2 separate regions of the Homo sapiens genome follow, and region 1 is linked to region 2. A link is an interaction called in ENCODE POLR2A ChIA-PET data of the cell type or tissue named here. Cell type or tissue: MCF 10A. All regions are shown on one strand.

The links. Peaks named below come from ENCODE experiments on the same cell type or tissue, not always from the same donor. Only the 100,000 strongest peaks of a DNase experiment are listed, where the experiment ranks them.
Region 1: POLR2A ChIA-PET joins it to region 2 with 5 read pairs; 6 of 35 experiments call an interaction of 5 or more read pairs at or near these places.

Annotation. Positions count from the first base shown.
Region 1 is chr2:216,361,929-216,364,428 of GRCh38, forward strand. All of the region lies in intron 1 of MARCHF4 (membrane associated ring-CH-type finger 4), which reads right to left. Among named protein-coding and RNA genes, the nearest start is that of MARCHF4, 9.3 kb to the right of the region's middle. In MCF 10A, no CTCF peak of the experiment used is centred here; a DNase peak (open chromatin) is centred at 1,013.
Region 2 is chr2:216,188,096-216,190,595 of GRCh38, forward strand. XRCC5 (X-ray repair cross complementing 5) reads left to right here. Exons shown (of 21, transcript NM_021141.4): 17 at 2,130-2,239. Among named protein-coding and RNA genes, the nearest start is that of LINC01963, 28 kb to the right of the region's middle. In MCF 10A, no CTCF peak of the experiment used is centred here; a DNase peak (open chromatin) is centred at 1,056.

The DNA of each region.
Region 1 (2,500 bases), 170 kb after region 2:
ATGCATCATGTCAATTCCTTACAAATGTTCAAATTCAGTATTTTATCTCTGTTTTATAAACAATAAAATCTAGGTCCAGGGAGGTTAAATAAGTTGCCCAAGACCACTCTGCTGGGAAGGGCCCCAAATGGGAATGAAATCCATGTATTTTGGACTTCAAAGCCCATGTTCTTCCCATCATTCTGCAATAGTATAAGGAAATGCATGCTGGCCAAATGGTCTCAAGCCAAGATAATGATCACTATGATTACCAGGACAAGAATCATTGCTATTTCTCATTATAGAAACAGAAAATGAGGTTGGATGAGATTGCAAGGGGTCATCCATACCCTCATTGCTTGGCCTTTTCGTTTATACACACACACACAAATATGTCTTCTACCACACATATACTAGGGACCAAAGATAGCACTATTAATCTGGAATGAACATGTGCAAGTAGCAGGGGAAACGATTAGCAAATAATGAGTACCTACTGTATGCAGAGCCCTATGCTAGCCACTGGGGTGGCTTCAAGAGGGTTCTTTCAGACATTGATGTTGATTCTATTCAATCACATCCAAAACAATCTTTCCATGAAGGAGAAAAATAATTTGATCTGTCCTTCTCAACCCCTCTATGGACAGGTCCTGCAAAAATCCTCATGAGTACAATTCGCTGGGTTCAGGACTGGGGCCCTTGTGTCCCCCTTGTGGGGCATGAGGTCATTCTTGGATTACAGAGTTGGATAGAACCTATATTTGGAAACTCCCCCCTTTCTTTCCCTGACAATTTGCATCTACCTGGATTTCAAATTGTAACTTACTCAATTGTGCTATTTCGTCATGAGACAGTCAGCCCTGGGTACACCTCACCTTTGCTTTTACCATACACAGAAGGAGGTATCAAATGTGTACTATATGCACATGTAAACTCTGGCTTATACCTGATGCATCTCAGGAGGGGGATGGTATGCAGCTTGGGCCATACAGTATTTTCTTGCCAGCTCCTTTACATCCAGGCTCACTTCCAACTTGGCTTCCTTCCCAGCAAACAAGCAGCAGCTCGCTCATTCCCACACTCCTTTAAGTGTCTCCTCTCCCTCCAACCTCCTCTCCCTCCCCCATCTCACAGGCCACAGCTGGGCTTTTCCAGCATACCAGCTGGAAAAGGGGGCAGAAAGAGAGGAGAAAGAGAGAGTCCCAGTATCTCTCCTTTTTCTCTCCCAGCCTCTTCTGAAATCCATATTTCATAACTTCCTGCCCTGCTAGCCTTAAGTAACTTTCTCAATGGGGGCCTCAGCTAGAAGCCACATCCAATAAATTGGTCAGCTCACCCCAAGCTGATACTGGTAAGTGAAGGATTACTACAAACAACACTGTGTAGAGAACCTCACAAACAATTGATTAGAGAACTGCTTCACAACTGTCAAAACACAGGCATCTCCCCTCCTCTCATTCCCAGTTCTGCCCGTGAAAGTGAGACAGATGCATTCAATGTTGTATCCGTGCTTATGCGTGAGCAAGTTTGTACATGTAAGATAGCTATACCTGTGAAAGAGCCTGTAACCCTGTGGTGGGGTTTTAACATCCTTACCTTATCTCCCAATAGAGAATTAGAGCTTTGGTAAGAGCCTTGAGTGAAGAAAAGGTTCTTGGAGCTTCCAATTTAAGTAGGATCAGGACTGACAGAAGTAGGAACTGAAAGCTCAAAACTCTTGGAGGTAACTGTGCTCCCCCTTTCCCAGGATGGTTTTGTATCCTTGGGTCCATAATGGTGTCTGTTGCCTATTGGCCATGAAGGGCTTGCTCTCCCATCATGGTGTGTGCATGGTGAAAATTTACAATTGCAGCAACAATGTGGCTGGCAACACCTTAGGATTTCTATGAACACAGGACAGAGACTGTTCTCTCCAATCTTTGCTGAAGATATATTTGTATATGCCATGTAACATGTTTACTGGGCCTGGATGTCCTGAGATGAGATGACCCCTTGAATTGGAGAGGCTGAGGGGATCATCCCTTTTTGCTCAGATTAAAAATCTCCTGGACCCCAAAGTGACCTTATTTATGAATTCCAACTCCCGAGCTCAGAAAGGATCTTGAGGATTATCTAGTCTCCAGTCCCCATAAGATCCTCCTTCTAAGGTAGCCTATAAGATCTTGGGACAGCTTTGATAGAAAGTTTGTATAATAGTGAAACCCAAGTTTACTTCCCTGGAAATTCTATCACTATCGAAGGTACTGCCCTGTGGACCCTTTCTTCTGCAGAGCACACCTTTGGCATTTGACACCGCTTTTTTCCTAAATGTTCTCTTTTCCCCAGTTCTCCTACCTATGAAGCTGCCCACTAGATGAGCTCCAGAGGTTGTCCTTTCAAGAAATACTCATAGAGCATGAAGCGGGTGCCAGGTACTGGGTTGAGAGCCAATGATCTAACAATGAATGAACACACACAGTTCACTTCTTCCAGGGATCTTATAGTCCCTTTGCAGTGCTCCCCTTAGACCCAGGCAAGAGAA
Region 2 (2,500 bases):
CCATGTATGAGGCCATTTGCTTTTCTCCAAACACAGCTTGTGCTTTCTTCTTCATACTTAGGCTAATTGTGTTTCCTGCTGTGTAATTGCCAAATTCTGTTTTTCATTGCCTAGCTAAAAAGCCATGTTGATTTGTGAAGCTTTCTGTAATCACCAAAGATTTTTTAAAAATTCAAACCAATTAATATATTTCCTTAAAACTCATAGCCCTCTTCACATTATTTCCCAGTGTTAATTTTATGTATATGCATTATATTCCCTATTCAACTGCAAACTCCTCAAAGGCAAGGGCCTTGTCTTCAACTTAATTCTGTCTCCCACAGAACATAACATAGTATCTTCTACATAGTAGTTGCACAATAAGTATATACTATCAAACAAAGAGAAACATTTATATTATAGCTTCCTAAGATTTCCTATTCTCATTTCAAAAGAAATGGAGAATTTAGAGTCTCTAGGATTATTGCCCTTGGCCTGTAAAGGTTTTTATTTGTGCCCAAATATGTAACCTCGAGTGAACTTTGTATCAGATGATCTGGGAAAGTACACCGCTTTCTGTTATCAAACATTTCTGTTACTTTGCTTTTCAAGCTGAAAAGGGGAGATAACTTCTGTTTGCTTTGAGCTTTTGTTGATGGTTTTCTGCTCTGCCTACTAATCAGGGTTGTATTATTTACCTTGTTTAAAAAGGTTCATCTGAACATTCTCTCTCTATTTTGAATTGTAATTGGATATTAATTCACTGCTGCGGGATACGTTGGTAAAGATTTTTGAAATTGCAGGGAAATGTTTCTTTAATCCCTCAAGTTTGTTAAGTGCTTTCTTATAATGGAGATCATAATCTCCGAGTTGGTAGAAGGGATGAAACGGTTACTGGGGATATTTTTCCCTTGTTAGAAAATTGCTGTATTAAAAAATACTTCATCCAGTTTTTTAATCCTTTCCACATGCTGTATGGTCCTTAGGAAATAAGTAGATTCTTAGCACCGATTTCATGTTTTTAATAAGGAAGGCATTGAGTAATGTTCAGGTCACTGTGATTCACAGAGTTAGTGGCCTGGGGCCTTTATTGGTAAAGCTTGAAAGTAGTTTTCTTTAGCATTGTGCATACACAGGTAGCTGCTAGAATGCTCACAGGAGGCTGTGATTTGGGGAAACAGGCAGTCATAGAATATCTTGAACATTCAGCATAAATTGCCAAACAGCCACAGCTAGTGAATGGTTTCAGGGGACAAGGGAGAGGAGCCTTTAGGCATGATTACCCACATCTCCCTGATTTGTTCTTCCACACACAGATCTTAAGGGTCAGTTTTGATCTGCACAGCATTAAGTTTCCTCATGACTTTTAGATTTCCTTTTTCCTCTGCTTTTTATTCATACTGAAGAATTTTTTGTTTCTTTGTAAGGTGTAATCTACTTTGGAAATGATAACACTATGAATGCATTTTCTCTTTCTGTAGCATTTATGACATTGCTTGCTGACAGTTACTGTTTATTAAGTATTTGTGGCTTTTGGAGTAGTGAGCAATAGGGAGAATATTCAGGTCCAGCTAAGGGCATAAGGTAGATAGCAATGATTTCTCATTCGAAAGGGATATTTTGTTAAGACTAGGGCTGATCTTTTCTAATTTAACCTTGGATTGGTAGAAGATGGGGTGTCCCTGGCTCATTATTTTTCACTGCCCAGCACTGTTCGACAATTATCCTGAGTAGAATTAGGGGAGGGACTAGAGGATCTGTTTTCTGTGAATACAATAGGAAAGGCAGTTTTGAATTATCCAAATGGCCCCTAAATTCTGGGGGAAAATAAAATAACAACAACAGCAGTTTTAAAAATAACTACAACCTAGGTTCTGACATCCCAAAAAGGAATATTTCAACTATAATTCTCAGCATTTTAGAAATTAATTTCTTGACAAATATCAATAGGTATCATTCAGACTTTGCAAATACAGAGTTTTGAAATCAGAATTTTGCATCTCATCTCTCCCCTAAAAGAAGTATGGCAATTGTGCTTGCTGACCATGAGGCTTGTGAACTATAATACATACTTATAGGCACAAACACAGAAGCATACCCTCTCTCAGGCATCACTCAAATCTAAGAAAATTTGTTGTCTTATGTTTTAGCGAGTAACCAGCTCATAAATCACATCGAACAGTTTTTGGATACTAATGAAACACCGTATTTTATGAAGAGCATAGACTGCATCCGAGCCTTCCGGGAAGAAGCCATTAAGGTAATGCTATCCTAGCATCTCTTTTCTTCCTAAACAGTTGGCGACTATCACAGGGAAAGAGGCATACAGCATCCTGGAAATGAGTCTGGGCCGTGGAAATTATCATTCTCAATATGAATAGCAGTGTATGCCAGTGGAGCTAAAAATGACTTAAATTCATGTTACTATCACTGTCATTTCTGAGATGGGATAAAGATGAGTAGGTAGGGTGTTTTATCCCTGAAAGTTGGCTTTTTATTGTACTGAAGACCTGGCCTTTGC